Regions from separate parts of the Homo sapiens genome. Here region 2 is linked to region 1. The links are chromatin contacts, found by Hi-C or POLR2A ChIA-PET in ENCODE. All regions are on one chromosome and are shown on one strand. The core of a region is the stretch at or near the end of the contact, and the rest is flanking DNA. Distances in the headings are between cores, read along the strand shown. Region 1 overlaps CARD11 (caspase recruitment domain family member 11). Region 2 overlaps LOC105375130 (a long non-coding RNA gene).

The links. Hi-C counts contacts between places; a loop is a spot of excess contacts on that map. ChIA-PET counts read pairs that join two places held with the same protein, here RNA polymerase II (POLR2A). Pooled maps may share reads with other maps.
Region 2: a map of heart left ventricle shows a loop between it and region 1 (4-fold over the local background). The contact joins two enhancer-like sites. A Hi-C loop is called at or near these places in 2 of 168 maps with a recorded cell type or tissue (endothelial cell of hepatic sinusoid and heart left ventricle) and 11 of 50 pooled maps. POLR2A ChIA-PET finds 5 or more read pairs at or near these places in 3 of 52 experiments (Panc1, RWPE1 and activated naive CD4-positive, alpha-beta T cell).

The regions. Positions count from the first base shown.
Region 1 is chr7:3,026,645-3,032,345 of GRCh38, reverse strand. The region is part of intron 1 of CARD11 (caspase recruitment domain family member 11); the gene reads left to right. Among named protein-coding and RNA genes, the nearest start is that of CARD11, 14 kb to the left of the region's middle. Within about 2 kb of position 4,190, at least 8 of the 41 ENCODE cell types and tissues checked have a DNase peak (open chromatin) inside an H3K27ac peak, as active enhancers do.
Region 2 is chr7:3,089,779-3,095,567 of GRCh38, reverse strand. It overlaps LOC105375130 (a long non-coding RNA gene), which reads left to right. Exons shown (of 2, transcript XR_007060191.1): 2 at 1-1,442. Among named protein-coding and RNA genes, the nearest start is that of CARD11, 49 kb to the right of the region's middle. Within about 2 kb of position 2,972, at least 9 of the 41 ENCODE cell types and tissues checked have a DNase peak (open chromatin) inside an H3K27ac peak, as active enhancers do.

The DNA of each region.
Region 1 (5,701 bases), core at 2,941-5,440:
ATCTTCCGCCCAGGGTCTCCTCTTGAACTTTAGACTTTAATATCCAACTGTCTTCACACGTCTGCCTGGACATGGAGTGAATCCAAAATCAAACTTGTGATTTTCCAAACTCTCTCTTCCATCCCATCCTGCCTGGGACTCGGACTTAAGATCCTTGGAACAGTCCTTCACTTCTCTGTTGGTAGTTTGTCCGCTTGCTGGGCACAGAAAAGAAAATTTGCTCAGGCTAGGTCATGAAGAATGTCATTCTCATGCGTCTTTTGATAGGGAAATCTTTTTTTTTTTTTTTTTTTTTTTTTGAGACACGTCTCACTCTCACCCAGGCTGGAATGCAGTAGCATGATCTCGGCTCACTGCAACTTCTGCCTCCTGGGCTCAAGCGATCCTCCTGCCTCCGCCTCCCCAAGTAGCTGAGACTATAGGCATGCACCACCATGCCCAGCTAATTTTGGTATTTTTTGTAGAGACAGGGTTTTTCCATGTCACCCAGGCTGGTCTCGAACTCCTGGATTCAAGTGATCTGCCCCCCTTGGCCTCCCAAAGTGCTGGTATTATAGGCATGAGCCATCTTGCCCCACCTTGATGGGGGAATTCTTTCTGCAGTAGATAGGGCACCGCACAGTGCACTGGAGAGGCCACTGGGCTCAGAAAGAGGGATTTGGTTTTCAGACACTGACCCATTGGATGGTCTGGGCCAAGTTCCCTTTCACCTCTGGGGCTCAGTTTCCTCGTAAGTCAAATGAGAAGACTGTACAGGACTTGGGGCAGTAAATGGGTTGCATCTAGCAAGCCAATTCCAATCAACTAGTAATGGCTTGCTGGAGCACCGCATTGAGGACCCAAGCTCAGTGATCAATCACTGACGTTTGCCCATGGGTGTGAATCTGAACGTGGAAGCTGGGCTGCCCCATCCGTCATCTGCACTTGCCCTGCATGACCCAGAGCCCTTCCAGCCTTGAAAATCCACGATATAAAGACACATGCCTGTGAATGTTCACTGCAGCACTATTCACAGTAGCAAAGACATGAAATCAACCTAAATGCCCATCAATGACAGATTGGATACAGAAAGTTGGTACATACACACCATGGAATACTATGCAGCTTTAAAAAAGAATGAGATCATGTCTTCTGCAGGAACATGGATACAGCTGGAGGCCATTATCCTAAGTGAATTAATGCAGGTATAGAAAACCAAATACCTCATGTTCTCACTTATAAGTGGGAGCTAAATGATGAGAGCACATGGACACAAAGACAGGAACAACACACAGTGGGGCCTCCCTGAGGGTGGAGGGTGGGAAGAGGAAGAGGATCTGAAAAAAAGTAACTATGGGGGCTGGGCACGGTGACTTACACCTGTAATGCCAGCACTTTGGGTGGCCAAGGCAGGCAGATCACTTGAGGTCAGGAGTTCAAGACCAGCCTGGCCAACATGGCAAAAACCCGTCTCTACTAAAAATACAAAAATTAGCCAGGTGTGGTTGCAGGCGCCTGTAATCCCAGCTACTCAGGAGGCTGAGGCAGGAGAATCACTTGAACCCGGGAGGTCGAGGTTGCAGTGAGCCGAGATTGTGCCACTGCACTCCAGCCTGGGTGACAGAGCAAGACTCCATCTCGGGAGAAAAAAAAAAAAAAGGAACTACTGGGTACTGGGCTTAGTATCTGGGTGATGAAATAATCTATACACCAAATCCCCATGACACTAGTTTACCTATATAGCAAACCTGCAGGTATACCCCAGAGCCTAAAATAAAAGCTAAAAAAAAAAAAATCCGTGATGACCTCGTGACCTTGAACAAATCGCTTCACTGTCCCAAGATTTTATTTCTTCATGAATAAGATGGAGATAAATAATTCCTGCCTTGCCACTACACAAAATTGCTCTCAAGACAATGTAAGTAGATGAAAAATGGTGCTGGAGGTTTTTATGCACCGTGGTATAAAGGGGAAGTTTTATTTTTTATTAATTGACCTCTCCAGTTGTGGATTCCTGTCGGTCACGCACTCCTCTGAACCATCTCACCGGTTGGGTTGAAAGCCCTTTCTTTCCCTGTTAATGGATTCAGTTTGCTGCCCCCCACTCTGGGAAGACAAGGTCATTTGGATTTCCCTGGTGCGGAGGAGAAAGGGGATTAATATGGGGGTTGGATGCGGGTGTGATCCTTCCGTGCTTAGAAGATCTCAGCATTCTTTTTTCTCTCTCTCTTTTTTTTTTAAAAACTCTAAGTTCTGGGATACATGTGCAGAGCATGCAGGTTTGTTACACAGGTATACATGCGCCATGGTGGTTTGCTGCACCCATCAACCTGTCATCTAGGTTTTAAGCCCCACATGCATTAGGTATTTGTCCTAATGCTCTCCCTCCCCTTGCCCCCCAACCCCCGACAGGGCCCACTGTGTAATATTCCCCTCCCTGTGTCCACAGATCTCAGCATTCTTCTTTTTTTTTTTTTTTTTTTGAGACGGAGTCTCGCTGTGTCTCCCAGGCTGGAGTGCAGTGGCGCCATCTCGCTCACTGCAAGCTCTGCCTCCTGGGTTCACTCCATTCTCCTGCCTCAGCCTCCCGAGTAGCTGGGACTACAGGCACCCGCCACCACGCCAGGCGAATTTTTTGTATTTTTTTTTTTTTAGTAGAGACGGAGTTTCACCGTGTTGGCCAGGATGGTCTAGATCTTCCGACCTCATGATCCGCCCACCTCCGCCCCCAAAGTGCTGGGATTACAGGCCTGAGCCACCGCGCCCAACCGGATCTCAGCATTCTTTTTTTTTTCTTTCTTTCTTTTTTTTTTTTTTTCACTCTAAGTTCTGGGGTACATTTGCAGGACGTGCAGGTTCGTTACATAGGTATACATGTGCCATGGTGGTTTGCTGCACCCATCAACCCGTCATCTAGGTTTTAAGCCCCGCATGCATTAGCTATTTGTCCTAATGCTCTCCCGCCCCTTCCCCCCAACCCCCGACAGGGCCGGGTGTGTGATGTTCCCCTCCCTGTGTCCACGGATCTCAGCATTCTTAACAGCCGCTGGGCAGGTGGCAGCCTGAAGGTTTTCTTCAGGGTCACTCAGCTAATCAGTGACCAGGGGGGTCTTGCATCATAGAACCCAGAGCTTCCAGTTCCCACCCACTGTTCCCACCACTTAAGGATGCTGCTGTACAATGGGTGGGGACAAAAATCTTCCCAAAGTAAATTTTTATCTCCTTTAAGGGTTCTTTCTTATTATCCAAATCTCTGGAGTTAAATTAATTCTCCAGTTGGGCAGCTAGAAGCAGTCGGTCTCCCTAGCATGCTGCCGAGCGCAGCCCTGGTTAATTTCTGGAGAGGGCACGTGCCCTGCAGCCTGTGGAAACCCAGCAGAGATATCCAGACATATCTATTTTCGTTATCTGATGAAAATGTCCCTGTCCCTAAATCTACAAGCCCTCTTTCTTTCACCTTGAATCTTGTGAATGCCTTGTGTTTTCTGCCCAAATCCCAAACAAAGCCTCTATCTGCAGCCTCCTGGATCTATTAACTTTTCCCAGAGACCCAGGGGAGCCATCTGTTCTTCTATTATTTGGTTTAAGTAAAGCTTTGGGGCATTTCTTCTTGCCAGTGGTATATTCCGAGCTGGATTCATTGCCCAGGCCCTTATTTATTAGCATGTGTGTTTTATTGCAATGCGTTTCATTTCCTTCTGTCTTTTAGTCTGGGCTTCATCCTGGAGCCCCCGTCATGAACGATGTTTGGTGCTGTATGAAACGAGATGCATTCAAAACCCTTTTAAGACATAAAGGGCTTTTTTTCTGGTTTGATTTTTTTTTCCTTCTTCTTCTTCTTTTTTTTTTTTTTTTTTTTAGTGGCAGATAAATAAAGGACCTGAGTTTCCTGTAGGACTGGAAACAGTGAATCAGATTTTTGTTTTGTTTAAAACCTGAAAATCTCAGGCAGGAGTCGAGAGTGTCTGGACAGAGCTGAACGCTGTGTTTAGGTGTTTGAGGTGTTAACCCGTTCCCGGCGAGCCATTCCATGGGAGAGGGGGTGGCCACCCACAGGGACTGATTTGAGAGGTGCCAGAAAGCTTGCTTGAGTCAAAAGGTGGCCCGGGGCAGACTGGGCACTTCCTCTGTTGACTTGCCTGTCCCAGAAGGACATTTTAGTGATTCAGCGTCTGCTGTGATTCACGGAACAGCCAGTGCCATGAGTGTGTGGTCTGCTCCCTACCGGCCATGTGACCTTGGGCAAACCATTGAACTGCTCAGCACTTTTCTTCCTATCTGTGACATGGGAGACAAGACCAGCACCCTTCTCCTGGGAAGTTAAATGAGACACTGGCCACTCATTAGCAGAGTGACTTACAGCATCATTTTCCAATTCTTTCTCTTTTTTTTTTTTTTTTTTTTTTTTTTGAGACAGGGTCTCGCTCTGTCTTCCAGGCTGGAGTGCAGTGATAGGATCATGGCTCACTACAGCCTCCACCTCCCAGGCTCAAGTGATCCTCCCAACACAGCCTCCTGAGTAGCTGGGACTACAGGCATGCACCACCATGCCCAGCTAATTTTTGGTTTTTGTTTTGTTTTGTAGAGACAGGGTTTTGCCATCTCTAATTCTAAAATTAAGTGTGAACGCTTTACAGAGCCCTTCGATCTCTCTGCTGGTCCCCATTCATTAACACCCATTACTGTCATGACCCACTTAACACATACGCAGAGCCTAACACGCACAGACACTCTGTGAGTTGCTAGGGATAAAAAGACAAAAAGACAGAGTCCCTGCCCCAGCAAGCCTGTTGTCCGGGGAGGAGACAGATATATAAACAGTCAGTTGCGAAGTAATGGAGTTGCTCTAATGGATGCTTGAAATGAAGACAGACCTTGGGGACAGGAACAGACAGGTCTGCCTGAAGGAGTCAGGAAAGACCTCCCAGAGCCGACAGAAGCTGAAATGAGACTGGGAAAATAAATAGGTTTTTGCCTGGCAGAGCAGCAGGCGAAGCGGCAGGCACAGAGCCGTGGTGGTGTGGTTAGTGTCAGCGCTGGAAAAAAGATGTGAGGACGTGGAAATGGGGCAGGGGAGGCCACAGGAGCCCTGGGGTGCTGTGCCAAGGAGGGCAGATGCTGTCCTGTGGGCAAGGGTGCGTCACCGGGGCGTTCTGAGCAGCGGCTACAAGCCAGGATGGATGCACGGGTTACAGAGATCACAGACAGCAGAGACGACAACAGATGGGTCCCTCAAGGCAAGAGGCAGGCCCTCATTTAATGGGCCACGGGCCAGGGATCGTTTTATTGTGATTTCAGATAAACTTTGTATTGAAGTAGCAAATGCACACCAGAGACCTGCACTCATCCTAAGTGTGTAACTCAGCGGATTTTCACAAAGTGAACACACCCAGGTCGCCCAGTGACACCCAGATCAAGAAACAGAACATGACCAGCTAAAAAATAATATTGTAATATAATAACATTTAATAGAATAAGAATTTTGTAGTGTAAGTATGTCCCAAATACTGCATAGGACATTCTTATGCTAAAAAAAAATAAAAATAAAAATCATTTGGGCTGGGCGCAATGGCTCACACCTGTAATCCCAGGGCTTTGGGAGGCCAAGGCGGGCAGATCACCTGAGGTTGGGTGTCTGAGACCAGCCTGGCCAACATGGTGAAACCCCGTCTCTACTGAAAATACAAAAATTAGCCAGGTGTGGTGGTGGGTGCTTGTAATC
Region 2 (5,789 bases), core at 1,723-4,222, 64 kb before region 1:
CAAGAATGTGACCTCCCACGCTCCTCCATGAACAGCTCTCTCCCTGCGTCCCAGCAACCAAAGACACTTGTTGATTTGGGAAAAACCCAGAGGAAGGATTCTGTCTGGATTTTCTGGTACCACTGACGCATTTTCACCCAGGCACATTCATCTGGTTCAAGACTGAATCTTTCCCTTTTTCATGAAACAGATTCTCCCCCTCTTTTAAGCCTCTGTGGGCTCCAGAATGAGTTGAACCGCTGTATCTTCTCATCACAGCGTTTCCCTCTTTGGACATGGGCTGAGACACACAGATTTCACGACTTCCTCTTTGGAGAAGGCATGAAAGGACCTGCAGCCACGGCCCCATACGTTTCAAGAGAGGCAAGGCTTTCACCCTCCGTGTCTTTCACAGCCATCCGCCCACAGCCTCTTAACTTCCTGACATTAAACAAAAACGAAACCGAGGTTTCCCTAATTGGGGATCATCATCAAGAATCTGTCATGGGGTCTCTTAGAAATTAATTCAACTCGATTGTTCTTCAGACCTCCGCTAAGGAGCCGGCGTGTTACTCTCGACACCAACTTGTCCCATCTTCATCCTATATTAGCTCCCTAACAGGGTTGCACGATCAGCTCCTAGGCTGCAAATTAGAAAAATGGGCGATGATTCCAGCAGCTACGCCTCGGCACTCTCACGCCGGATTACTGTGATGGTCTCCTTGCAAGGCTTCCGGATCTTTCTATGTGGGTTGAAATTGGTTCCAACTGTAACTTCCTGTTGATCTCCCACCCTGAATTCCCTCATTGATGCAACATTTTGTTAAAAAAGAACTTCACCGAATTACCCATTTCATGGAAATTGCAATAGGGTATTGACTTGTATAGTTAATGAAGCTTTCAAAAAAGCACTCCTGTAGCCATCATCTAAATGCCCCTCTGGCCACCAAAACTGTGCATGTAATTCACTGTAGTGAGGATTCCTGAGTCTCCCTAAGGGAGATCCAGTAGGATCAGTTCTGGGTGGGATCCGTCAGCAAACACAACCTATTGCCCGCCTCCTTCTGGTTTCCAGTCCCGGGGGGTAATTGATGTCTTAGTGCACACAGAGCCGGACCATGGAGCTAAGTAGATATGGGTTTCCAACTCATCCCGGCCACTTCCCAGGGGCATGTCCAGGGGCAAGTTAGTAACTCTCTTGAACCTCAGTTTCCTCATCTGCAGAGTGTGGATCATCACAAACCTACCTTCTGGGGTTGCTAGGGGATTAAAGGAGATAAGGAGCATAGCAGGGCTGGCCCTGTGCCTGCCTGGAGTGGGCACCAAGCTGACTTCGCTGGGGCTCTCCCGGCCCCACATACCTGCAATGGTTTTGCCTTTGGCTCGATGTCTGAAGCCTTTGCATTTCTGAAGGGAGTGATGTAAATCAAGCCATGCTTATGATTAAAAACATCCAACGTTCAGCTCAGTTGTTTGTCCTATTTTGGCAACATCCTATTCTTTTGTTGTTGCTGTTTTTGAGATAGGATCTTGCTCTGGGGCCCAGACTGGAGTGCAGTGGTACAATCATGGCTCACTGCAGCCTCAACCTCCTGGGCTCAAGTGATCCTCCTGCCTCAGCCTCCCGAGTAGCTGGGACTATAGGTGTTCACCACCATGCCTGGCTAGTTTTTTAATTTTAATAGAGATGAGGTCTCATTATGTTACCCAGACTGATTTCAAACACCCAGGCTCAAGTGATCCTCCCACCTCAGCCTTCCAAAGTGCTGCCATTACAGGTATGAGCCACCACACCTGGCCAACCTTCTCCTCTTATCTGTGGGAAACCTTGGGGCATTACTGAAGAAAAAATTGTGATGTCCAAATCCTGCACTGTACCCCAGTGCAAGGTGGTAGGTGTTGAAGTAGAAAATGATAAGACGTAAATCGTCAGCAAAAGCCAAAGAGAGAGGTAAAAAATGTATGAGCACTAAATGAATTGATTTTCATAAAATTAGCGTTATACTGTATAATAATGTTTCCCAATATAAAGTCTTTTTCATATTAATATTTATAACATTGTAAAGATTAAATCATACCTTTGTGATTATTTTAATTTTTTTTAACCTTATTCTGTTCCAAAGATAAAGCTTGGTTGTGTTTTTTGTGTGTGTGGGGGGGGGGTTTGGGTTTTTTTTGGCCTTTATCTTTAGAATGTTCTAGTGACATTCTGAATTCTTCCAACAGGGCGATATTGTTATTTTAATAATGGTTATGCACAACACATATAGGAATCTGTCATGGAGTTGGTGGGAATGAAAAGGCTACTTAGATACCCAGCTTGAAAAGCTTTCATGTTTTTATGTTTAATTTGCAACAATCTTCCTTCTTTGCACAGGAGGTGATACATTACTGAAATAGGAGATCAGGCCAGGTGCGGTGCCTCACGCCTATAATCCCCACACTTTGGGCAGCCAACGTGGGAGGATCACTTGAGCTTCAGAGTTTGAGACCAGCCTGAGCCACATAGCAAGACCCCCCTTTTCTACAAAAAAAAAAAAAAAAATTAAAAATTAGCCGAGCATGGTGGCATGCATCTGTGGTCTCAGCTACTCAGGAGGCTAAGGCAGGAGGATTGCTTGAGCCCGGGAGGTAGAGGCTGCAGTGAGCTATGATTGAACCACTGCACTCCAGCGTGGGCAACAGAGCAAGACCTTGCTCTAAAAAATTAAAAAAAAAAAAATAGGAAGGAAGAAAATAGGAAATCAACCAATGCAGCTCTCACCACCTCCTACATCCGGTTCTGGGGTTCTGGGTGGTGGGGCGCCTGCGTCCTGCTGTAGGGTCAGGACAAACAGGCATGGCTGCACAGCTGTGCTCCCCCTGGCTGGCTCCCGCAGGCTCCCAATGCCTTTGGGAGGTCAGCCTCTCAAGCTGAGTGCCCAGAAACTACACAAACCCCAACAGGCCGTGCAGGAAATGAGACCCACAGCCACGTCACCAGCCTCATTTTTGCAAGCTGATGGAGGTGGGGAAACCCTACCCTTCTTCCTTTAGCAGCAATAGCTTTTCTTTTTTTTTTTTTTATCATGCTTTTTTTTTCATACTTACCAATATTTTTAAGTTTGAGCTTCATTTCAAATTTTTGACCTGAGTAATGATGCCATGCACACAGTTTGCCCAATCTTTCCCCAGCTACCTCTTGGGTCCTATATTAGTATGCTGGGCCTGCCACGACAAAGTACCACAAACAGGGCAACTTAAACAACAGAAATGTATGGCCTCATGGGGCTGGAGGCCAGAGGTCCAAGATCAAGGTGTTGGTAGGGTTGGTTCCTTCTGGGGGCAGAGAACCTGCCCCAGGCCTCTCCCCAGCTCCCGGTGGTTCTCCACAATCTGCAGTGATCCTCGACTTGTAGACGCATCCCTCTGATCTCCACCTTCATCCTCACGTGTGCTCTCCTGTGTGTCTGTGTCCAAATTTCCCTTTTCATGAAGACACTAGTCATCTTGGTTTAGGGCCCACCCTAAGAACCTCATCTTGACTTGATTATCTGCAAAGACCCTGTTTCCAAATAAGATGGCATTTGCAGGCATTGGGGGTTAGGACATGATCTTTTGGAGGTTTAACATCGTTTGTGGGGACATGATTTAGCCCTGACAGGCGCCCTCCTTGCCTGGGTCTCTTCCGTCACCACCCAGTGCAGGCCGTGAGCTCGCTCCATCTGACTTAGAGAGCCCATCCCCTCCTCCACTCTGTACTGTCTCTGATCCCTTCTCCTGCCGGAGGGTGGAGGGGTGGGTGCCCCAGGAAGCAGACTCAGAGAGGGAGGAGACTGTGCAGGAGATCTGTCAAGGGGTTCTCTTAGGACTGGCATCCGGGGAAGGGAAAAGTACAGAATTAGGCAGGAAGGATATTGAGCTTTGAGGCAGCCTCCGTGAAGGCTTCAGACAACCCTGAAGGGAATCTGGAAATGGGGTGGGGAGACCCTCAGAGCTGAGTCTGGGCCTTTTTACCCCTCGTTGATCATGCATCAGCTGCTGGCTGTCCTGGAATGGAGTATGCCTCAGAGCCAGCACGTTCCCCACAGCCACTATCCCTGAAGGATGGGGAGCCGGGACTTTCTGCCAGCAGCCCTCCCACCACCCAGGGACTAGGCCTTCATTTCTGCAGGGCCATGTGGTGGGGGCAGTCCAGCCCCCTGCGAGCAGCCAGGGTGGCCTTTATTTTTATTTTTTTAAGATAGGGTTTCTCTCTTGTCGCCCAGGCTGGAGTGCAGGGGCAGGATTGTAGCTCACTGAAGCCTTGAACTCCCGGGTTCAAGCAATTCTCCCACCTCAGCCTCCTGAGTAGCTGGGACTACAGGTGTGTACCTTCACGCCTGGCTAATTATTTTTTGTAGAGCTGGGGTCTCACTGTTTTGCCCAGACTGTTCTCGAACTCATGGCCTCAAGTGATTCTCCTGACTCAGCTTCCCAAAGTGCTGGGATTACAGGCATGAGCCACCAGGCATGCCCCAGCTGGTCTTTCTAAAACACAAATTTGACCAAGTTACTCCCTTTACATCCTTCAGGGGTTCCCATTACTCTTAGGATAAAGACTAAAGTGTCTTAACTTGACCCTCCAAGCCTGGCCCTTGCCCCCTCCACATCTCTTCTTGCCCTGCGCCCCTCCCTTTCCACTCTGACCTCCTGCTTGCCATGAGCCCCCTGCCACAGGGCCTTTGCAAATGCTCATTCCCCAGCCTGGATGGCTTTTTTTTTTTTTTTTTTTTAAAAACCTAATTGACTCTCTCTCATCTTTTGGGCCACTTCCTCAGAGAAGCTCCCCTCCTTTTGAGCGAGTCCAACCCTCCTACTGTAGACTGTGAGAACACTGTGTAACTCTTCTTTGTAGAAATTTGTGGCTGGGTGTGGTGGCTTACATCTGTAATCCCCGTACTTTAGGAGGCTGAGGTGGGAGGATCCCTTGAGTCCAAGACCAGCCGGGACACAGGGAGACCCCTTCTCTACAGAAAACAATCTTTTAGTGGCACACACCTGTGGTCCCAGCTATTCAAAAGGCTGAAATGGGAGCATCACTTGGTCCAGGAGTTAGAAGCTGCAATAAGCTCTGATCAAGTCACTGTACTGCAGCCTGGGCAACTGAGTGAGACCCTGTCTCAAAAGATAAATACATTTGTGAGGTTTTGTTTTGTTTTTTGTTTTTTTTTTTTTTAAACAAGTTCTTGCTCTGTTTCCCAGGCTGAAGTGCAATGGCACCATCATAGTTCACTGCAGCCTCAACCTCTTGGGCTCAAGGGATCCTCCCACCCCAGACTCCTGAGACTCTGGGACTACAGGTCCACACCACTACGCCTGGATAATTTTTTTTTTTTTTAAGAGACAGGGTTTTGCCATGTTGCCCAGGCTGGTCTCAAACTCCTGAGCTCAAGTGATCCACCCACCTCAGCCTCCCAAAGCACTGGGATCGTAGGCGTGAGCCACAGCACCCGGCCTAAATTGATGATTTTTTACATTTGTTTATGCAATTATTTGGTTATTGTCTAGCTTCCCACTGAATCGTAAGTGCCATAAGAATAGGGCCATGTCTGATTTTTCTTCCCAGTTGTCCTTCAAGAGCCTTGCACAGGCCTGGCCCATAGTAGGTACCCTACGCATGAATGAAGGAACGAATGAATGCACTCATCAGTTAGTAACTCCCACGATGGAGCATTTCACGGGAAATCTGCAGTACATTCACATTCACTGTTTAAAAAAATAAAAAAGGAAAGAACTTGATATGTTCCTGTCCCCTGAAAGCTATAAGAGATTGGCTGTCCAGCAGGTTA